Linked DNA regions of Homo sapiens: region 1 is linked to region 2. Evidence: chromatin loops called from intact Hi-C (ENCODE). Cell type or tissue: psoas muscle. All regions are shown on one strand. Each heading gives the region's core, and the rest is flanking DNA. Links, peaks and the distances in the headings are about the cores only. Region 1 overlaps NUP153 (nucleoporin 153). Region 2 overlaps KIF13A (kinesin family member 13A).

What was found. Peaks named below come from ENCODE experiments on the same cell type or tissue, not always from the same donor. Only the 100,000 strongest peaks of a DNase experiment are listed, where the experiment ranks them.
Region 1: it touches region 2 in a loop (2.0-fold over the local background); 4 of 110 quality-filtered maps call a loop at or near these places.

Annotation. Positions count from the first base shown.
Region 1 is chr6:17,628,318-17,640,521 of GRCh38, forward strand. It overlaps NUP153 (nucleoporin 153), which reads right to left. Exons shown (of 22, transcript NM_005124.4): 15 at 11,622-11,747; 16 at 8,836-9,453; 17 at 4,333-4,527; 18 at 338-1,222. Among named protein-coding and RNA genes, the nearest start is that of FAM8A1, 34 kb to the left of the region's middle. RefSeq lists silencers at 5,067-5,267, 10,427-10,627. In psoas muscle, for the core only: no CTCF peak of the experiment used is centred there; no DNase peak of the experiment used is centred there; H3K27ac peaks cover 475 bases.
Region 2 is chr6:17,778,010-17,790,213 of GRCh38, forward strand. It overlaps KIF13A (kinesin family member 13A), which reads right to left. Exons shown (of 39, transcript NM_022113.6): 26 at 11,863-11,901; 27 at 9,767-9,866; 28 at 7,506-7,632; 29 at 5,637-5,692; 30 at 3,168-3,292; 31 at 2,721-2,897; 32 at 1,583-1,675; 33 at 938-1,090. Among named protein-coding and RNA genes, the nearest start is that of NUP153-AS1, 77 kb to the left of the region's middle. In psoas muscle, for the core only: no CTCF peak of the experiment used is centred there; no DNase peak of the experiment used is centred there.

The DNA of each region.
Region 1 (12,204 bases), core at 2,180-10,179, 150 kb before region 2:
AGCTAAGAATCCTTATTTTCCAGGTAGTAGATACCAATTCTGATTATAAAAGCCCAAACAGAAGAGAAAGACACACATAAATATGCACTATATTGAGCTTTGCATTACTGCTGTATTTCTCAAAATTAGATCCACAGATGACTTCACCAGAATCATGAGGGTTTTAAAGAGCAGTTCAAACTGAAAATCCTAGGTTCCTTCCCAAAGAGTTCTGTATTTCTCAACTATGTTCAGTGTAAACCATTAATTGACTTGCTGCATCTGTCAAGGCAACTTGTAAAACGACAACTTGTAAAAAAAAAAATAATAATAATAATAATAAAAAGTTAATACTTACCAGCTGTAGTACTAGTTTGAGCTCCAAAGGCAAAAGTGGCTTTTGCTGGCTGTTCAGATTCCTTCTCAGATGGTTTTGTCATACTAAAACTAAATGTGGACTTTGAAGAATTCTCATCTTTGGTTTGCTCTGAATTCCCAAAGGAAAACACTGGTTGACACTTTGGCTCTTCATTGTCAGCTTTCTTCCCAAAAACTAGGGAAGTAGAAGTGACAGGCTCTTGCTGTTTCTCTTCTGTCCTTCCCAAAACAAACACTGAGGCAGATGGCAGAGAGGCAGGCTCCACGTTGCCAAAAGAGAATCCTCCTTTGGTGGCAGGCATTTCTTCTTTTTTAGCTTCTGATGTCTTACATGTGAAAGGAGCCACTGAAGCACTCTTGGTTTCTATGGTTCCAAGGTTGAAGCTGCTCTTGTTCTCAGAGGTCACTATGGTGTTAGCAGGAGCAGGGGTGGAGTTAATAACACCTGTACCAAAGCTAAAACCTGCAGAGGAAGATTTGGGCAGTTCCTCTTTCTTTTCTTCCTGTCCAAGATTAGATACCCCAAATTGAAATGGAGTTAAAGAAACTGGGTTGCTTAAACCAGAAGAAAGTCCAAACTTAAAATTATCATTCTTACTATCTTTTTTAACTTCTTCGGGCTTAGATTCAGATGAAACTCCAAATTTAAAATCTCCTATTGGTTTAGAAAATTTAAAGCCTTCACTCATGGGGTTTATAGACCCAGAATCGGATGACACACCTATTTTGAATCCTCCCTGATCTCCAAATTTAAAATTTCCAGTGCTTGTTAAAGTCTGAGAAGGCCCAGAAGAGGATGATGAGACACCAAATTTGAAGGATGAGGAGGCTGCTGAGTTCGAAGATGAGGAAGATGTGTCAAAGCCTACAAAAATATAAAAGACACCACATAGACACTCAATGTACTGATCCTCTCAAACAAAATGTAAACACTGTGAAAGCCAAAGAAACATAGGAGTAACTTTGAAAGGGCCTACTTTGAAGAGTATTACCAGCAGCTGTAAACATAATCCAAGGTGACCTATATTTAGTCGGTATGAGAATGATATCTCAATCCTCACAACTATCCTGACAAGCCACTTTTCATTTATCAGACTGGCTGCGATAAAGTTTGATAAAGTTTGTACTAGTGATGAGACTGGAAGTAACAGGCTACACATTGCAGGTGGGTGTATAAATGAACACAAAACTCATAGAGAGCAATCTGTCAATAGTTACCGAAAATTACAAATGCATATACCCTTTGACCTTGCAATTCTATAGCTGGAGTTTGTTTTAAAGATAAACTCATAGACATGCAAAATGCCATATGCAATCCAGGCAGCTATAAACGAAGAAGGAAGAACAAAGATGTGTCCAAGATAATCCCTGATAAAATCAAAGGGGCAGAAAGGGAGTGCGGTATACAGACTTTTCTAACAAGGTAAAAGGAAGTAAGAATATATAGGGGTATGTATGTTTGCCTTGGATGGGCATAAAGAAACTTTGAAAGATTTACAAGAAACTAACCACAGTTACATTTGGAAGTGGGAGGGAAGGTGGAAAAAGAGACAATGGAGAGAAGAGATTGAACCTTGTCACAATTTCTTGATTTTTAAATCTTGTGAATAAATGTGTTATTCACTCAAGCATTTAAAAAAGGAAGGCAACAGAAAAACAGAAGAATTACAGAGTTGAAGCAATGTTTATAAAGTTAAACATCAGACTGGGCGTGGTAGCTCACGCTTGGAATCCCAGCACTTTGGGAGGCCAAGGCGGGCAGATCACCCGAGGTCAGGAGTTCAAGACCAGCCTGGCCAACATGGCGAAACCCCATCTCTACTAAAAATACAAAAAAAATCAGCCAGGCATGGTGGTCTGTGCCTGTAGTCTCAGCTGCTTGAGAGGCTGAGGCAGGAGAATTGCTTGAGCCCGGGAGGTAGAAGTTGCAGTGAGCCAAGATTGCGCCACAGCACTCCAGCCCGGTCAACAGTGAGACTCCACTTCAAAATAAATAAAGAAAAGAAAACAGAGGAGAGCAGAGGAGACGGGAGACGAGAGGGGAGGGGAGACAAGAGGGGAGAGGGGAGGGGAGAAGGGAGGGGAGAGGGGAGAGGGGAGAGGAGAGAAGAGAGAAGACAGGAGAGAAGAGAGAGGAGAGAAGAGAAAAGAGAAGAGAGCAAGCATTATACTGACAAGATCAAAGTCTTGGTTTCATAATGCTTTTCTGCAGCTAAGGAAATCAGAAATGAAGTACTTGACCTACTGGCTCAAAACAAGGATCATTAAGAAGTACTAAGATACTTAAAAGTATGGTGATTACCACACTACAGGTAGAGAACAGTATAAAAAGGGGAGCATGAATTAACAGCTACAGAAAGAGATAAAATGAACCAGAAAGCACAAACTTCTAAAACACTTAAATGCAGTGTTTTTCAAACTGCTAGTTGTATACCATTAATCATCAATTAATTTAGCAGGCTGCAACCAGCACTTCTCTTTTAAAATAAAATAAAACAGAAAATACCAGGGAACCTTACACCTACCAGAGGCAAGTATTATTTTGCAAAACAGATTTCAATCATATAGACATATACGCTGTGCAGGTGATGGCTCACAATATAAAAGGTTTATTCCTGACTTTTGGTTTGCAATCAAGAGTTTGAAAGCTAATTACAAAGTAGATAAAGCTTGCTATTATTTTTGTTTAATTTGTATAAATTTAAGGATTACCAGTGCAATTTTGTTACATGGATATGTTGCCTGGCAGTGAAGTTTGGGCTTTTAGTATATTCATCACCCAAATAATGTACATTGTGCCCATTAATTAATTTCTCATCATCTACCCCCCATCCCATCCTCTCACCGTTCTAGGGGTCTACACTCTGTCCACTGAGTACACTTTATTTAGCTACAACTTATAAGTAAGAAGATGAAATATCTGTCTGAGTTGTTTCAAGACATTAATCCTCACACATTTTCTCCTTGCGGGCTTACTCTTTTACAGAAGACTTGAAAAATCTGGCCTCCAGACCAGGCGTGTTGGCTCACGCCTGTAATCCCAGCACTTTGGGAGGCCGAGGCGGGTGGATCACGAAGTCAGGAGATTGAGACCATCCTGGCTAACATGGTGAAACCCCCGTCTCTACTAAAAACACAAAAAATTAGCTAGGCGTGGTGGCAGGTTCCTGTAGTCCCAGCTACTCGGGAGGCTGAAGCAGGAGAATGGCATGAACCCAGGAGGCGGAGCTTGCAGTGAGCAGAGATCGGCCACTGCACTCCGGCCTGGGCGACAGAGCAAGACACCATCTCAAAAAAAACACAAAAATCTGGCCTCCAGTTAGTTTAGGATTAATTACTTTGAGGGAGTCTTCCTTTGTACTTATATAGTAAAATATTAAGAGTTCTTTTCCTGGGACCTACTTTGGGAAACCAAAGCCACAGCCTGTATCGCTTTTAATTTAGAGGTGTATTCCCAGTCAAATAAAAGTCAGTAAGTTCATCTGGGCGCGGTGGCTCACACCTGTAATCCCAGCTACTTGGGAGGCTGAGGCAGGGAATTGCTTGAACCTGGGAGGCGGAGATTGCAGTGAGCAGAGATCGCGCCCCCGTACTCCAGCCTGGGCAAAAGAACAAAACTGTCTCAAAAACAAACAAACAAACAAACAAAAAAACAAACAAACAAAAAAACAAAGAACAGTTCACCTAGGGGGCTAGCAGTTAAAAACAAAAAACAAAAACTCTCTGAGGCTCAATGACACAAGAAATTTTTTTTCCCACCTGGAGAAAAGATACCTCACTGTTGACAAGCAACTAATATGACCTTACAATATTCAGAAACAGATATAACTAAAACATCTCAGGATAATCTCATTTTATATTAATTTTCAAGAGAGAATGAGTGAACACTGAAGCTGTTCTCAAATACTTCATTTTTAAATGGCCTTACAAAAAGGCGCTTTACCATCACCTTTATTTTTATTTTTTTGGCCTTACCTTTAAACCCAGATTTTGTGCCTGGCTTTGCACTTTCACATGCCAAACATTTGGTAGAGTCTGCCTTATTCTGCACTAGGCACAATTCACAGTCCCAGCTTCCCTCGGGTTTCTTGAACTTTTCCAATCCTAGAGAGCCTCCAGAAGGCAGAGAGACAGGTACAGTGCTGCTACTTGAAGCAGGTACTGAACTTCCTAAAAAAAAAAAAAAAAACGGGGAGTGGGGGGAGATTTCATGAAAATTTTAATTTACAGTATGTCAGTATCTTAATGGCACTGCTAAGTTTAAGTGTTCAGTTTCTAATAATATTTCCTATTAAAACACAGAATGTGCCAGAAATAGACAACTGTTCATATTTACATTGTTTAAAAAAAAGAATAGACCTCTCTTTTAACCTTATAAATGATTTCTTTTAACCTTATAAATGAGCAGCTCATAATCACCTTGCTCACTGGTGAGCTCCCCCTTAACCACATGTTTGAACTGCTGTGGTTTAAGAAAAAAAATCATGCTCGCAAATTAGGGGCTCAAAGACTAAATTTTTCTTAAGAATCTTTTTCAAATTTCTTCAAAGCAGCAAGCATTCTAAGACATAAGATGTAAATTGTAGGCAATATCCTAACATATAAAATACACAGCCACAGACCATATGAATTTCAAGATTTGAAAGCATAGATCTCTGCCTCTGAATGATAGCTTTTGCACAGAAGTGCATCTACTTCACATCCACTTCACAATCTAACTTGACACCTACTACATTCCTGACATTTGTTACATGCTAGCCATTTAACAGACATTTATTAAGCATCATAATATACTTGGGTTCTGGGGACATTAAAGATGAATAAAATGTTGCTTAACTTGTAAGATGCTCATGGTCTTAAAGGGGGAAAATAAAAGCACAGTGGCACCATCACCAAGTGACAACCTAAAACAAGTGTGCAAAGAAGGAAGAAATGACTAAGAGGCAGGAAAAGGATACACAGAGGTGACAAATCTTAAGCAAAACTAGCATGTTTGTGGGAGAGGTGGCACAGGAAGAACGGCTTGGTAAGGCCCAAAATATAGTGCTGACAGTGAAGCCATTCATTCTGGTATTCCTACTTCTCTAGATGGCCTACAACTGTCGCCACCTCTTCCATAGTTACCTAACTGATCTCTACATTTTATAGGTATGTTCTCTTCCATCTTGCCAACCAAATTGCTCCCTGGGGTTCCATCTTGGCCCACTGTCCTCACAAACTCTCATTTACTCCAGTGGTTTTTAAATCCCCAAAAAACAGTTTCCTAATCTACACCTGCAATCTACACTTCTGAGCTTGTCACTGTAGTCTCTTAGTTGGTGACTCCACTGTCTTACTTGGTTAGCTTGGCTGGATACTCCTCCTCCTCTACATTTTTCTCAAATCTATTTCAATCAATTTCTGACTCTTCTACTGCTATTCTGGTTCATGAACCCCCCCCATTACTCCCACCACTAACCCATCTCTTGCTTGAGTAACAGCTTTTTTATTGAGACCTCTGATCCTGTTCCTTTGAAATCCATCTTCCTCTGAAGCAACCAGTGCCATGTAGTTTTTGTTTTTCCTTTCTGGTTGCACCTTTTTAAAAGATTAACTGTTCAAAAGCTTTATTCCTGCCACTCCCTGTAAGTTAGCGGACTTTCATTTCAGGCCATCTTGAGTGAACACACTCAACTCTACTCTCATGACTTCAAATATCAAAACTATGGATTAATGACCCCAAATCCGTATCTCCACCCAAAGGGTGTATCCAAAGGCCTTACATACATTTTTTTTTTTTTGAGACAGAGTCTCACTCTGTTGCCCAGGGTGGAGTAGAGTGGCACAATCTCAGCTCACAGCAACCTCCACCTCCCAGGTTCAAGCTATTCTCCTGCCTCTGCCTCCCAAGTAGCTGGGATTACGGGCATCCACGACCACGCCCAGCTAATTTTTGTATTTTTAGTAGAGACAGGGCTTTGCCATGTTGGCCAGGCTGGTCTCAAACTCCTGACCTCAGGTGATCTGCCTGCCTCAGCCTCACGAAGTGCTGGGATTACAGACGTGAGCCACCATGCCTGGTCACATTACATACATCTGAATGTTGACTTCAGCAGCTTGAAATCAACGTCTTTAATTTTATGTCCTCCATTCCTTATTCAGTTCGATCAGTACATTATCTATTGCCTGTATCAGCAGGGGAGGCGGGGGTGGTCCAATCTTTTGGCTTCCCTAGTCCACACTGGACAAAAAGAATTGTCTTGGACCACAAGTAAAATATACTAACACTAGCAACAGCTGATGAGCTTTAAAACAAATTAAAAAATAAAAAAAAAAAATAAATCGCAAAAGAATCTCATAATGTTTTAGAAAATTCACAAATCTGTGTTGAGCCTCATTCATAGCCATCCTAAGCCACATGCAGCCCACAGGTTGCACAGCTTGGCTTATCTTTTTTTTTTTTTTTTTTTTTTTGAGACGGAGTCTCGCTCTGTCGCCCAGGCTGGAGTGCAGTGGCATGATCTCGGCTCACTGCAAGCTCCACCTCCCAGATTCACACCATTCTCCTGCCTCAGCCTCCCGAGTAGCTGGGACTACAGGCACCCGCCACCACACCCGGCTAATTTTTTGTATTGTTAGTAGAGACAGGGGTTCACTGTGTTAGCCAGGATGGTCTCAATCTCCTGACCTGGTGATCCACTCGCCTCGGCCTCCCAAAGTGCTGGGATTACAGGTGTAAGCCACCGCACCCGGCCTATCATTATTTGAGACAGGGTCTCACTCTGTCACCCAGGCTGAAGCGCAGTAGCATGATCTCAGGTAACTGCAACCTCTACCTCCCGAGCTCAAGCAATCCTCCCACTTTGGCCTCCTAAGTAGCTGGGACTATAGGCGGGTGCCACCAAGCCAGGCTAATTTTTGTGTTTTTTGTAGAGACAGTGCTTCACCATGCTGCTCGGGCTGGTCTTAAACTGGGTTCAAGCAATATACCCGCCTTGGCTTCTCCCAGTGCTGGGATTACAGGCGTGAGCCACAGTGTCTGGCCTATTGCCTATATGATTGATACCACTTCCTAATCTATCTTCCGGTCTCCAAATTTTTTTGTTTTCAAATCCATTATCTAAAAAGCCAGTGACTCATCAAAAATACAAACTTGACTGTATCACTCCTCTGCTGAAAATGATGGTTCATCATTGAAAGGAGGACATCCAAGTTCTTTAATACATATGTGAGCTTCCTTTGTTCATGTGTAACAAATTACTTCCTGACTCAAAGTTTTGTTATTCCCCTTCAACTTAAAATTAATTTTGCTTTCCTGCATACATCAAGGGCTTTCTTTTTGTAGGTGAGCAGGGGAACCAGATGGGAAGACAAAAATATTTCATAATGAAGATTCTAGGCCGGGCATGGTGGCTCACGCCTGTAATCCCAGCACTTTGGAAGGCCAAGGCGGATAGATCACTTGATGTCAGGAGTCCAAGACCAGCCTGGCCAACATGGCGAAACCCTGTCTCTACTAAAAATACAAAAAATTAGTTGGGTGTGGTGGCATGCACCTGTAATTCCAGCTACTTGAGAGGCTGAGGCACAAGAATTGCATGCATCTGGGAGATGGAGGTCTCAGTGAGCCAAGATTGTGCCACTGCACTCCAGCCTGGGTGACACAGTGAGACTCTGTCTCAAAAAAAAAAAAAAAAAGGAATGAAGATTCTAAAATCTTACTCATAGGGAAATATCCAGTAGGAATCAGAAATATGGCATGAGGGCTCAGGCAAAAGGTCTAGGTTAGTAACTCAGAGCTGTACATTACAGACACAAAACTGCATATTCATGAATAATGCATTGAAAACAGTGTAATTCCCAGGATATCCATGTTATCATACATCTGTACCATATAATTATATAATATTACAAAACCATCATCCACTTCTGGATGAGTTAAAGATTCAATATGAATCTTCACTAATTCTTCCAACTTTGAACAGAGAAACAGAAAAAACTCAAAACTAACTCCATGTTTCTGGCTGCCTAGATTAGAATTAGTGATTTGGTAATTTACAATCATTGCAACAGCTACAGCCTTTTCATTAACGACTATAGTCTACCCCCTAAAGAAACCTTCCCTGTAAATGACCACTAGCTATCCTGATTTCTATTTGGAGAAGTAATATTTTACTCTGTACAAAGGTTTGAGAAATATTACCCCATTCTAAGATCTTTCAGAATCTGTATTAGTCAACTTTGAACAAGAAATTTCTGATAAAACTGTACAAAAAGAGGAGGTCGTCATATATACCAGACTAGTTAACACATAACCTATCCTAACTGAACATAAAGATCTAGCTGCAAACAAGACATTTTTACCTCAAGATAGTTTAGAAAAATTAATATGTATGAGAAATGCTCATCCTGAAACATCTAAAACAAGGATTCTTAGAATAAATTAAACTGTTCAACAGAAGTAATAAGCAAAATTACTCCATAAAGCCAAAAACATACCTGGTTTCTCAGACATACAGGACACACACTTATTGTCTTCTGCATTATTAGAAACACAGCATACTGAACACTCCCAAGATCCAATGGGCCTTTTGAATTTATCTCCAAATCCTAAGGTACCAGTGGTTACAGTGCAGCTGGAAGATGAAGCAGTCATAGTCTCAGCACTTTCCGAAACCACTGTCAATGTAAGGGCTCGCTTCACACAAGTTCCAGGTTTCGGTGTTTCACAGGCTACACATTTTATTGCTTCAGGTTTATTTTGCACTAAACAGGTATCACAATCCCAAGTGCCTATCACTGGTTTAAATTTGTCTCCAAAGCCTGTCCCTGATGCAGAAAGAGTTGTTTTGCCACTTTTATTTGGTGTTTCAATTCCAGTCTGTTTAGCAGTATCTCTGGGTGACAATTTTGCTGCTTGACAGGCTATGCATTTGTTGTCTGTAACTTTGTTCTGGAGTAGACATGTATCACACTGCCATGATGACCCAGCTTTTAAACTCTCCCCAAACCCAATTCCACTAGAAGAAAAGCTACTTATTGCTGGTCTTGTATAAACTACTGGGCTTGTTGCGGTGGGCTGAGCAGCAACAGAATCTATCTTCGGCGATGCGAAACCTACAATGAACGAAGGAGAGAGTGCAACGTTAGAGAAGCTTTATAAATCAAAGCATTAATTTGATTATTATTACTGAGAAGACGTTTACCTCACTGCACACTTACTACAATCCAAGATGAACTACTTAAGAATTGTTTTTCACTTAAGTAATCATATTTATCAATTACCTAATAAGTTACACTTAAACCATTTAAAATTCTACAAAAGATGTTTTGTTTACAGGATATCACCTTCTCCTTCAAGGAATTTCTAGTTTGATGCTTTCAATGGTACTAATTTACTGATATGTATTATTGCCATCCACATTTTGCTATATTCTGTCTCTCTACAAACACACAATACTCGCAGTCCTCTTTCTCCTTCATCCATTTCTTCTTTTAAGTGTTCCATTGGCTACACCAAATGGCTTCAATGTCATCTTTGAATTTTGTCCAGTCATAACCTACTGCTGTGGTATTCTCTACCTTCAGTAAAATCAGCTGAGCAAGTCCTTCTGTTACCAAAACTGCTGTCATTGAGTTCATTCACTCAAGCTGTATTTTACTCATGAGAATGACTTTTGTAATTGTTTACTTAGGACCAGTTAACTTTTGTCTTACACACAACACCACCATCTGTGATCTGTTTCTCCAGCCTTACCCGCCAAAGAAAAAGAAATTAAAAGGAGAGAAGATGTAGAAGGTTATTAGAGGTTTTCTAGTTCCACAAAATAATCCAGCCTAGAGCTATTTTTAGCTTAAGGACAAAATACCACATGCTTGAGTTATTCCCAGTGGGCAACGTGTTATTTTGCTTATGATTAATTTAAATCACTAAGATTGGCAAGATATTAACAGTAACCATCTCAAGGCATTACAGATTTCTTTTTCTTCTACTTTTTCAGATTTTCCTAATTTCAGTCAAATGAAGATTCTCCCCAAACATTTCCTATTTAAGAAGTAAAAAGGGAGCAGGGGGAGGTTGGCATCATGAATGCAAAGTGTAACCCCAGATACACAAGACAGACTATACACATTTGAGGCTTGCCTACTACTTGGTTAATTCCAGCACAAGCACTCTGGAGTTCTACCATAACTGCATGGAACTGTCCAAGCTACTGGACTCCTGTAGGCAGTATACTTATCTATAAAATGAGAGAGCTGGACCAGAAAAATTGAATCCTCCTAAATCCTGTTGTAAAAGCCAACCTTATTTTTTAAGAAAACCTATCTTATTACACATGGACACATCTGGTGGGTACGTTTAAATTCTTTCTGAGCTATTAGATTATCTCACAGTTTTACATTCTTTTATTCTTTTTTTCTTTTCCTTTCTTTTTTTTTTAAAGACAGAGTCTTGCTCTGTCGCCCAGGCTGGAGTGCAGTGGTTCGATCTCGGTTCACTGCAACCTCCACCTCCCAGGTTCAAGCAATTCTCCTGCCTCAGCCTCCCGAGTAGCTGGAACTACAGGTGCATGCCAGGACGCCCAGCTAATTTTTTCTCTTTTTAATAGAGATGGGGTTTCGCCATGTTGGCCAGGCTGGTCTTCAACTCCTGGCCTCAAGTGATCTGCCCGTCTTGGCCTCCCAAAGTGCTGGGATTACAAGGGTGAGCCACCGCGCCTGGCAAGTTTTACATTCTTATACTATGTATCATAAATGGAATTATGAACATCCTGTTTTCAAACAAAAAATTATTCTTATCTGAGAACTATTTATCCCCTTTCTAATTATTACCTACTAGCTTTCAAATCTTGCTTCAATTCAAGTGAGTACTGCTCCCTATGTATATGTTACAATTCAGCAGATGCTTTCCACTTGGCCTTGTTCCATATTTACCAAACTGGGGAATAATTCAAGAAGGCAGTTCAGTGCTCTCATAAGAGAAAGACATGTCTATGTGTATCATCAGGTTTACTTACTCTTATTCCTCACTGACCTACCTCTATTAATGGAGAATCCATTTCCTCCTCCTACACTTGCCTATTAGAAATTTCATTTTAGTATAGAGTCCTTTGGCTTGTAAGATATTTCCAGCAAAAGAATTACACCTAACTACATCTCTATTCAAAAGTAAATCTCCTACCAAACTAGTCAGAAATTTTTAAAAGCCTAAAGTATAATACAAAATGACATTAAATTGAGATCATGAGTTTGTAATCAAAAGGCTTATCTTTTAATTATCTTACCAGGGCTTTTCAGAATATCTAGAACACTTCCTTCTTTCAGGATTTCTGCAGGTCTAAAAGGACCCTCACAATCTTCAGGTGGTGTCTTCTTACAATTTGTACTGTTCACTGTAGTGACATGATGAGCTGTAATTTTTTTAAATTTAATAACATTATGCCAAATAAAACACTGGACTCTCAAATGCATTTTTAAAAATCTTTCAAAACCATCTTTTGGATTAATTTCTAAAAGTTCATGAAAAAAGTCACTTTAATTCAATAAACAAATGACTTTACAGGGATAATTTGCCATTACAAGGAGATAAAAACACTATTCCCATACTATATAACTTCCCCCACCAATAAAAAGGCAAAAAAATATAAACTATAATTATCGTCCAATTAACTGACTGATAATCAAAACAATCAAACTAAAAAACTGGAGAGGATATGGCAACTAGGGCAAGCCCATCCACTGCATGAAATATCTGATTACACAACAATTTACAAAACTAATCAAAAAAAGTAATTTTCAACTGAGCAATTATTTCATTTTTAGAAATTCACACTATTAATATAATTGAAAATATCCTTCAGTTATAAT
Region 2 (12,204 bases), core at 2,366-10,365:
TGCCTGTGGTTCCAGCTATCTGGGAGGCTGAGGCACTACAATTGCTTGAACCCAGGAGGCAGAGGTTGCAGTGAGCTGAGATTGTGCCACTGCACTCCAGCCTGAGCGACAGAGCAAGACTCTGTCTCAAAAATAAATAAACAAATAAATAAATAAAACCAGGAAAACAGCAGAATGGAAGACATTTATGTTGTGAAATTTTTATACAGGTGGACAGAGAAAATGTAGAAGAGGTACTTCTAACTATGTATCTCATTTGCAAAATGACAATGAAGTGTGATGCTGTTTGTATTTTACTCATGCAGCAATTCAGGTGGGATTTCCACTAAGGGAAGATTTTTCTGACAGATGCCAATTACATTCCTCCTATTAATCAACACCTCCCCCAATAATGTCAACTATTGCTCCTATGAAATGACATATCTTATCTTATAGTTGCATTACTTAGTGGATTATTTTCACTTGAATGACCTGTTGTCACCTCAAAAGTTAACTCAGGTCTAAAAATTAGGGAGATAGTAAGTCTGTGTTTAAGCATATGTGCTTTGGAGTCAAGCTACTTGGCTTTACATCCGACTTTGTACCACTTCCTAGCTGTGTAACCATGGGTGAGTTAGCTAACTTCTATCAGCCTCAATTTTCTCATTTGAAAATGGGGATTTCAACAGTACTTACCTCAGGGGGTTATCTTGAAGATTAAATGAAATAATATACCTAAATTACTCAGGCTCAGTGCTTGGCAAGTAGGGGTTATTCAATAAAAGTTAGTCATTATTTTTATTTTGGTTACTATTTTGCCAGAGTCCTTTCAATAGAGATGGCTCAAGTGCTCCTTCTCTGATAGATTTAGTGAGGTGTTTGGTAAGTAAATTCATATCTGTCCATTGGGGGTGAAGGCTGGTGCTTTCATCCTCGGTCCAGATATTCAGTTACTTGCCTGCCGGAGCCGTTCAAGACTCAGAATGTTTTCCACCTGCAGCACGCCTCGAGTGTACTTCTCAATGTACGTCTCCCCATCTGATGTGCCTTCGTTTTCACTCCTTGCTGCCAGGAGAGCCAGCGTTTCCCGGTCCTCTATCTCCTCAGTTGCCTACGAGGACAGGAAGGAAGTGACAATACTTTGATGTGAACAACGTTTTCATCCAAAGTGTGGTGAGAAAACGTTTTAGAAGTCTGGAGAATGAACACATTCTCCATTATTTAGATACTGATATTTTTTAAAGTAGCATATATATATATATATATATATTTTTTTTTTTTTTTTTTTTTTTTTTTTTTTGAGACAGAGTTTCGCTCTTGTTGCCCAGGCTGGAGTGCAATGGCGCGATCTCGGCTCACTGCAACCTCTGCCTCCCAGGTTCAAGCGATTCTCCTGCCTCAGCCTTCCTGAGTAGCTGGGATTACAGGCATGCGCCACCATGCCCAGCTAATTTTGTATGTTTAGTAGAGATAGGGTTTCTCCATGTTGGTCAGGCTGGTCTCGAACTCCCGACCTCAGGTGATCCACCCGCCTCGGCCTCTCAAAGTGCTGGGATTACAGGCATGAGCCACTGCGCCCGGCCTAAAGTAGCATATATTTTACCTTTGGTATATTGGATACTATTTCATAGGTTACACCACAGGAATAAAATATATTTTTCAGGGATATTCTCCTCTTCAAACTCTGCGTGAAACTCTAGTAGAAAAAAAAAAAAGCTGTATTAAGCTATGTGACAAATGTAAGTTATTTTGTATTTTTTTTTTTTTTTTTGAGATGGAGTCTCGCTGTCGCCCAGGCTGGAGGGCAGTGGCGCGATCTCGGCTCACTGCAGGCTCCGCCCCCTGGGGTTCACACCATTCTCTTGCCTCAGCCTCCCGAGTAGCTGGGACTACAGGCGCCTGCCACCTCACCTGGCTAACTTTTTTTTTTTGTATTTTTAGTAGAGACGGGGTTTCACCGTGTTAGCCAGGATGGTCTCGATCTCCTGACCTCGTGATCCGCCCGCCTTGGCCTCTCAAAGTGCTGGGACTACAGGCGTGAGCCACCGCGCCCAGCCAGTTATTTTGTATTTTACAAATTGTAGAAGCATTACAAGTTACTATGTTTTTGAAATGCAGAATACTCAGCATAACAGAAAAAACTGAAGCTAAGAATCCCTGTCTCCAACCCCAAGGGATACTAACGTCCAGCTGTTAGTTGGGAATTTGACTACAGAATCTGCAGCATGTTCAGGATTTCTGTGGTTGCTTCTCTCTCCCATCTGCTGCCTTCCTGTGATCTCTCCAGGGCTTAATCAGTCTTTCCTGAGATGGCTAGAACAACACTGGAGAGGATCAGTTTCACTGACAGCACCTCTGAGATGGGATCCGTCAAAGCAGTAGGATAGGGATTTGTTTGGAGTCTGCCTTTTGTCCTGGTTTTGTCACTCACTTGCTTGGACCTGGCACTTAATCTCTCAGCCTCAGTTTTTCTACTTTTCAAACAGTGAAATATCACAGCTCCACTGCCTGGTAGGATTACACCTCTCCAATCAGTCAAGGTGAAACTGCCCTTACTGGATGACATTGACCTCTGCTATCCTAATGCCCACTACCTTGGATAAATGAGAATCAGACTATAACTTGGCCAGGATGGTCATGTTTTGCACATCACAGCACCAAAAAACACTGCTTTGTGATAGAGAGAGGGAAAAATCTTTTGAGCTCAGAGCCAGAATGGCACAATCAGGCCCCGTTATTACCTGTTTGTTGTAAATATTGGCTGCAATTCGTTTTCGTAATACTAACTCCATAGCAGCAGGGTGGCTGAGTTGAACTGTGGTTTTCACAATTAGGTAAATCCTTTCATTCTGTGGTGTGACCCTATTCAAGTGAACAGAATCATGCACCGAGGAATCCCAAGAGGCTGTGGCTGAAACCTAGGAGTTGGGGAATGATGAGGAGATGGAAACAAGACAAAAGTCAGATGTAGCAGTTTTACAGGACATACAAGAGAAAGAAAATAAATTCAACTCACTGTAATCAAATAGATTTCTTTCCTCACCTTTTTTAAACAGCAACACAAATGTTCTATTTTTTAAAGTCCCCGGTCTTTTTCCCCAAAGCAAACCATAGCAGTTTAGTGAGCAGGCCCACAAGCCTTGTGTGCTAATCTGAAGCCTTTTAAGAGAAACTTGGGGGTTAATTACCTCATCATCACTGTGCTTTATGATGGGCAGGTAGAAAAACTGGCTGCCATGCTCCTTGGGCAGGATGGAGTTCACGCCGGATGCATGGGGGCCAACAAGCTGCTCATTGGCACTGAGGTCATCCGCTAACCACATCAGGAGCACAGAAAAAACAGTAGGGGAAAGTCAGTTTTTAAGCAAACACCAAAAATTTAAATATATGCTTTTTACAGTTGAAGTTTACACATAACACATTTTTCTTTTTTCTTTCATTCCTTATTCTGCAGTTGAAATAGAGACTCCAAGACTCACAACAGCTTTTTTTCTTTTTTAAAAAATCATTATGTTTAATAGAGATGAGGTCTTACTATGTTGTCCAGTCTGGTCTTGAACTCCTAGGCTCAATGAATCTTCCTGCCTTGACTTCCCAATGTGCTGGGATTACAGGGGTGAGCCACTGTACTTGGGTTTTTTTTTTTTTTTTTTTTTTGAGACAAGGTCTTGCTCTGTTGCTGATGCTTGAGTGCACGGCCTGATCATAGCTCACTGCAGCCTTGAACTTCTGGGCTCAAGAGATCCTCCCACCTCAGCCTCCTGAGTAGCTAGTACTACAGGTACACACCACTATGCCTGGCTAATTTGTAAAATTTTTTGTAGGGATGGAGTCCATCTTTGTTGCCCAGGCTGGTCTCCAACTCCTGAACTCAAGCAGTCCTCCTGCATGGTCCTCCAAAAGCCCTGGGATTACAGGCATAAGCTCATCGTGCCCCACAGCTTTTATTCTTTTTTTGTTTTTATTGAGATGGAGTCCCGCTCTGTAGCCCAGGCTGGAGTGCAGTGGTGTGATCTTGGCTCACTGCAACCTCTGCCTCCCAAGTTCAAGCGGTTTTCCTGCCTCAACCTCCCGAGCAGCTGGGACTACAGGTGTGCACCACCATGCCCAGGTAATTTTTGTATTTTTAGTACAGACGGGGTTTCACCGCGTTGGCCAGGATGGTCTCAATCTCTTGACCTCATGATCCACCCGCCTCAGCCTCCCAAAGTGCTGGGATTACAGGCATGAGCCAACATACCCGGCTGCTTTTATTCTTTAAAAATACAACAGGAGCCAAAAAGTTGCCTTGTGAGTCTCCTATAAGATGGAATGAATATATTCTTTGTTGTCCTAGGTACAAATATATTCATTAAACACACCTCGGAGGCTGAGCGCAGTGGCTCACGCCTGTAATCCCAGAACTTTGGGAGGCCGAGCTGGGTGGATCACGAGGTCAGGAGTGCAAGACAAGCCTGGCCAAGATGGTGAAACCCCGTCTCTATTAAAAATACAAAAATTGGCCAGGCATGGTCGTGGGTGCCTGTAATCCCAGCTACTTGGGAGGCTGAGGTAGAAAACTGCTTGAACCCGGGAGGCGGAGGTTGCAGTGAGCTGAGATCATGCCACTGTACTCCAGCCTGGGTGACAGAGTGAGACTCTGTCTCAAAACAAAACAAAACAAAACAAAACAAAACAAATCTTAGAATTTTGCTGCTTTCTGAGGTCAATTCCTCCTGTAAACTGTTAGGTTTGTTGTCCTACTTAATAACTTACTATAAATTAGAGATTTTAGCAATGAAATCAATTTAGAATCAAAGTTCTGAGCACTTGGGAGAAATATGAAGATTATCTTCTTCCAACATCCTATCCAATATGGGGTTCGCCCCTCACAAATCTCTGTAAATGGCCAACTAGTCTTTGTTTATATACCTCCTATGACAGGGAACTCACTATCTTATGAGGCATACATTCAACATCTAGGCTTTAAAAAAGAAATTCTTCACATGAAGAGCCAAAGCCACCCTCCCTGTGTCTTCCATCCATTATTTTGGGCTTCCTTCTAGAACAGAGGTTTTCAGGCTGTGTTTTGAGGAGCCCTAGGGCCCTGCCAAAGGATCTACCAGGATCCTGCCCACTGCAAACTCAGCAACTCTGCCGTTGTTTTCTACACATGGGGTTCCAGTTAATATTTCGTTTAGAAAAGGATTGTTCTGCTAAAGCACATTGGAAACCATTGTTCTAGACTTGCCCAGGTTCCATCTAATTGCAATATGAAGGACAACCCCTAAGGCAGGGTTATAGTGTGATCACTTCTGCCATCAAAACTATTTGAGGAGAGTTAAGGGCACTAGTCAGAGATGCAGATTCATAGGCCCTTGCCAAGCCTAAAGACTCAGAATCTCTAGGGGTGATTACTTTCCAGGGTAATTTCTATGTCCACTGTTTCAGAGCAACTGTGCTAATGCTCGTGCATGCAGTTCTCAATCACCCTATGTGCTCTTTTTTTGATTATCCACATATCATGCTTATATACGTTTAATGAGAACAAAAATGTCACCCAATTTGGCACATGAATGATTAGAAGAGTGATTTAAGGATCAAAATAATGTGAATCTGGATAGATTACAAACCTTAGTTAAATACAATAATCCCTGTGACTTTAAGTGTCTACTTACCATTCAAATCGAGGAAGAGAACTGGTATGTGGGTTTCCATTCCAGGAGGTGGGATCCTAAATTTAATAACAACATTTAATCATAACAAAATATGTATTTTACATCTTGTTAGCTGATAAAACACCACAGAGCTGTGGAAGCAAAGAGAACCATGGTGGAGATGCAGTTTCCACTAATGAAATACTTTCATATTTCTTGACTTCCCTGTAGACATAAATCATGGGAATTATATGACTTACATAAAAGAACTTCCAGTTATATGAGTTACATGTAATTAATTGAAACAAAGATGATTTTAAGCCTTTCTAAAAATAATTCCCATGAGAGGTAAAGGGAAGGGGGGATGTTGTTAGGGTGGTAACGGGACAGGATCAGAGCCTAGAGGAAGTAAACAAAAGCTCAAAGCTCAAAGGACAGAATGAAAGATGTGTGAAAGGAGGGAGGGTTGTGTACAGAAGAGACCAAGCAGTGTTTTATCAAAAACTGGCCCAGGGATGGGCATGGTGGCTCATGCCTGTAATCCCAGCACTTTGGGAGGCAAAGGCAGGAAGATGGTTTGAGGACTGGAGTTCAAGACCAGCCTGGGCAACACAGGGAGATCTTGTCTTATAAAAAAAAACAAAAAAACACTAGCTGGGTGTGGTGGCACAGGCCTGTGGTCCCAGCTACTTGGGAGGTGGGAGGATGGCTTGAACCTGGGAGATCGAGGTTGCAGTGCACCAAGATCGTGCCACTGGTACTCCAGCCTGGGAAACAGAATGAGACCCTGTCTCAAAAAAACAAAAAACAAACAAAAAAACCCAACTTGCCCAGCTGCATCAGAACCGCCTCAGAGGCCTCTTAAAGTGAAGAGTCCCTTTAGAAATGCAAATTCTTATTTAAAAAAATAAAAAAAGAAGAGTCGTGGGTCCTTCCTTTCTCTTCTGAATCAACATAACTAGGGATGACACCCAGGCCTACATGTTACAAACACTCAAGATGATCTGAAGTTTGAAAACACTTTACACGAGAGAGACTGAAGTAAGGAGACAAACTGTCTAGAGAGGGCTTTGAGGGCCAGAACAAGATTGGGGTGAGTAGGCTGTCTGTAAGAAGTGGCTGGCAGAATTACCGCAAGAGACCTACAGGATTCCAGCACAACAGCAGGAACTGCAGGGAGAAACATCAGGTTATGAATTATGTGCCTGCAGATTCAGAGTCTCTAGTTTCAGAAAACAGACCACGAAACTGATTACTTTTCCCTTTATCATTAGAGATGCAGGTATTATCACTAATGTTTCTATGCCAGTTCAAAAAAGACTATCTGGGCATGTACATTCTGTGTTCAAAAGGAATCTGATTTCTCTTAAATGCCCTGGATATGTTATAATAAAAATGAGAATGAGAATAAGCAGCAGCAGCTAGGATTTAATGAATGGGTATGAAAGGTGTTTTATACACATTACAATATACAAGATAGTATTATCATATATAAGGTATTTTATATACATTATCTCTAATTCTCACAATACTACCAAAAAAATAGCTCCACTAATATATTTTCTGTCCTATTCAAATACTTTCCAGCCAAGATAAAAGAGTTTCTGGGCATCAGGGAACAATGTCCAAGTTGCTTATGCAGAGGAACAGAGGAGTGGTATGTGATTCCTGGCCAGGTAATCAATGCTCTCTCGCTTCCTGTGGGAGAAAGTTGGCTTCGGTGGGGAAGGAAAAAAAGGGATGGAAGCATTAGAGATGAGTGGACATTCCCTAAGTAGTTCAGCTGGTTGGCATTTTCTGTGACAATCCTGGAAAGTCTCTTGCATGGCTCTTGCCACAGGCGACCTGTACCATCTCCCCAGGTCTGCACAGAAGGGAGGGCAGCCTTACCAGTCGGCAGGTGCCCCAGGAATCCCACTGCCTGGGGCTGGCACCAGCACAGCATTCCTTTCCTCAGTCAGCCCTACCCACTGCTCCACAAGCTGGGCTTCCCGCTCCACATCGTCCTCTGTTTTCTCTGCAGAAAAAAATGAGGAGATCAATGCCAACAAGAGAGAAAGTATGACTTCTCAGTTTACAAGGAATAGATTTCAGCCTGGGCAACATAGTGAGACCCCATCTCTACCAAAAAAAAAAAAATAGTTGGGCAGGGTGGTGGTACGCATGCCTGTAGTCCCAGATACTCAGGCAGCTGAGGTGGGAAGATCACTTGAGCCTGGGAGTTCAAGGCTACAGTGAGCTATCATCACATTACTGTACTAAAGCCTGGGCAACAGACAAGAGACCCTGTCTCAAAAAACAAGCAAACAAAAACAATAAACAGATTTCACTCAGTGCTATCTATAAGTGGTTTAACCATCCACTATGTCCCTAAAATGGATTTGAGTCTTTGAAGTTCAAGCAAGAGCATGCATAGGGAGCTAAGAGGGGCTTCAACACCAATTTAAGGAACTGCAAGCCAGAAATAGCAGAAAGAGCATTGGAACAGCAATTATGAGACTGAGGTTATTTTACTGGTTCTGTAATTTGGGGAAGTTATCCAACAGATGAGTCTCCTTAACCTGTCAAACAGGGATAAAAGAAGTCGTATCTACTTCATGTACTTGCTGGAAGGATCAAATGAAATACGGATGTGACACTGCTTTATAGAACTATACATGATGTTACAAAGACAGGATTAAAAAACACCATAGGCCGGGCACGGTGGCTCACGGCTGTAACCCCAGCACTTTTGGAGGCCGAGGTGGGCAGATCTCCTGAGGTCAGGAGTTCAAAACCAGCCTGACCAATATGGTAAAACCCTGTCTCCACTAAAAATACAAAAATTAGCCAGGCGTGGTGGTGGGCGCCTTGTAGTCCCAGCTACTCAGGAGACTGAGGCAGGAGAATTGCTTGAACCTGGGAGGAGGAGGTTGCAGTGGGCCAAGATCATGCCACTGCACTCCAGCCTGGGCGACAGAGGGAGACTCCATCTCAAAAATAAAAATAAAAAAATAAAAAACCCACCATATATCTTACTCTGTAAAATCACCTTTATTTTCCTCGAGGCTTATCATGAAAGGGATTTTATCTGATATACTTTGAAATCCTCTTATTCATAATTCAACTCTGGGGCTCCCTGGGTACAGTCTAAGTGAGTTTTCATTAGCAGCCTGAGCACACACACAAGGCGACATCACATGTTGAGCCAAGGTGTTTTCCTGAGGGAGACTTTCTGCTAGCTTCTACATGAAATGGATTAACATGCATGATGTGTATGTTCTTTGCTGCAGAACCAACCACCGTGAGTGGACCATGATGTCTGGATGACAGACTAAGGATTTTAAGTGCATATTTCTACTCTAGAATCCAAGTGGCCACTGCTAGCATAAGCAAACTGCACCCTTGGAGCTGAGTGGCAGTGAATAGAGTTGTAGGGGCCACCCTGAACCAGCGGAGTGCATGGCAATGGCCCAACAGTGGATAGGTGCTGACCTGCTAAGCGGTTTGGTTTCAGAAGTGACCCTTCAGCTGCTGTATGTCCTAGGTCCTGGTGCCTAAAGTACCTTGTATTGACATACTGGTATTGATCACATTTGTGTTCATCAAAACGAAATTTGAATTTGACATTTAATGTCACAGTTTTATGAGATAATTCTGAGTTTTATGAAAACTTACTACTTTCAAATTTGGAGGCCTCTTAAACCAACAATGTATAATATGATTGACTGATGTCTATAATTGTTACAAGTTCACAAAACTAAACAGGCTGGGCGCAGTGGCTAACACCTGCAATTCCAGCAGTTTGGGAGGCTGAAGTGGGAGGATCACTTGAGTCCGGGAGTTTGAGACCAGCCTGGGCAACAAAGTGAGACCCCATCTACAAAACATTTAAAAATGAGCCAGGAGTGGTAGCTTGTGCCTGTGGTCTCAGCTACTCAGGAGGCTGAGGCAGGAGGATCTCTTGAGGCCAGGAGTTAGAGGCTGCAGTGAGATATGATCCTGCCACTGCACTCCAGCTTGGGTGACAGAGTGAGACCCTGTCTTAAAACAACAACAACAACAACAACAAAAATAAGATACTACTGTCCAGTTAGGGGAAGAAAACGACCTACTGCCATTGTGTAAAAGTGAAAAAGCTACTCCCCATAAAAGAGTTTGATCTCACATACCTGTTTTATTGCTGACTTTTTTTATCTGTTCATCCAGGTATTCTCGTCGTTTAATGAGTGCATCTGACCACCTCTCCCTTACGCAGTTTAAGTCTTCTTCCTAACATCAGGGAGGGAAAATATTTTCCTGTAGACTGCACAGACAACGATTTCTTTCTTTCTTTTTTTAAAAGATGTTTAAATCAACTAGGAAATTTTTCATTAGGAAAAGCTGTTGAACATTGCTGTGTGATTAATATGCAAGAAAGCAGAGAGGCCTCAGTAACACTGCATGTTGATCAAGGATGCTGTTACCCAGAAATCAGAGCCCCTGGATCTCCAGAAGGATAATTATACTTAAAAGCAAGACAAGCTCAAACTATACCAGCTGTCAGATTTTTTTTACAATGAGTGTATGTATATTTAAATCGTAGCTATTCATTGCAGGATTTGTGATCCCAAACAGAAGGACAGCATGAACAGAGCCCAAACCAAGTAACAACAAATGGAATGGAAAATGACAGGCATTTTCATAGCTCCATAGTTCAGTGGTCTGATAACATAGATTTTCTGAAATGCAAAGAGTAGGTCAGCAGAGAACTTTTCAAACTTGCCACAAACATTTTACTTCCAACCACCACGAGGCTAAGCAAAAATCTCCCATGCAAACTCCAACATGCAGTCAGCCATGCTTTAAGAAATCCCCTAGGCAGCCATTGGACTGCACTGTGAAAAATGTGCCAGGAAGCGCACAAACAGCCGCAGGACGTTAGTCAATGGCATTGCTGAGATTCAAGGGGATACTGATATTTCCCTTAAAGGTTTTTCTTCGTGGAATTATGAGTAGGGAAAGAAAATCCATCAATTCTATTAAAAATGCTCTTTGACTTGCCTAATTCTAGTTTAAGACTTAAGACGTTACATCAAGAATAGAGCCCTTGGACCTCTGAAACTTTACCAACAGTGTACCCACATTTTTTTTTCCCCGAAACAGAGTTTCGCTCTTGTCGCCCAGGCTGGAGTGCAGTGGCACAATCTCGGCTCACTGCAACCTCTGCCTCCTAGGTTTAAGCGATTCTCCTGCCTCAGCCTCCCGAGTAGCTGGGATTATAGGCGCGCGCCACCACGCCCAGCTAATTTTTGTATTTTTAGTAGAGACGGAGTTTCACCATGTTGGCCAGGCTGGTCTTGAACTCCTGACCTTGTGATCCACCTGCCTCGGCCTCCCAAAGTGCTGGGATTACAGGCGTGAGCCACCACGCCCAGCCACTGTACCCACATTTTACATGTAGGAAGGCACACTGGGAAAACATCCTTTGAAGATGTGTATGGAGAATCCGTACAAAGACTGGGAACCGAACCCAGAAAGCTTCATCTTGGTTTGCTGCTTTGACTATTTGTACGTAACCCCACACTCCATGATATCAGGCCAGTCAGTGCTGACTAGGTACAATCTCAATTTGCACATCTATATATTTTTTCTAGATTCCCAACCAGAAAAAGCTGAGATTTAAATTCTATAGGTTATGGAGAACTAAGTGTGACCCAAATGAGAAAAGAAAGCTGGCTAAACAAAACACAATTATGCGCATAAAATGTCTCCAATTTTCCTATTCAGCAAAAGTCTTGTAAAGTAAAATGGCATATTACAACAATATTAGCTCTTGGATGTAAGGAGCAGAATGCACTTTAGCATGGGAAAGATAAGAGTCTATCTAAAAGATTATGGATGGATAACTGCAATATTTTAAGATCATCCATTTTTTAAATTAATTAATTAGTTAATTAATTTGCAGGAGACAGGAGTTTTATTATTACTCAAATCAGTCTCCAGATCATCCATTTTAATACAGTGATAATGGTCTTGCTTAGCAATAAGCCAGTAAATCGAGATGGCATAGCAAAAAGGCAATATTTAGTTATAAATTTTGAACTGACAAGGCATCTATAGAAATAATATTGTGTTTGAATACATATAAAGCAAATCAAAAGCAAGTGAAAAACTGCATATTCTCGCTCTAGGGCCCTCCTTCCTCCTCCCTGGCCTCTGCTTTGCGAATGCTGGCAATTAGCAGTAGCTGTGCCCCATGCCACAGGATTGACAGCAGTAGCAATACCTGATAACTATCCATATCATCACCATCCTCATCATCTCTCTGGTAGGAAAAAATAAACACAAAGGACAAGCATTTTGTTTTTCAAACCACATACAGGGAAAATAATTATTTAAGCTTAACACACATTAAAATGGACAGCTTACCTAACATAAGCAAAATAAAACACTAAATTGAATCTCAAAAAAGGTAAAATGGATTTAATTCACTTGTCTATAAAGAATTTTTCACATAAAGAGTCATTGAAACATAAAAACTTGGCTGGGCTCATGCCCGTAATCCCAACACTTTGGGAGGCTGAGGCAGGAGGATCTCTTGAAGCTAGAAGTTTGAGACCCGCCTGGG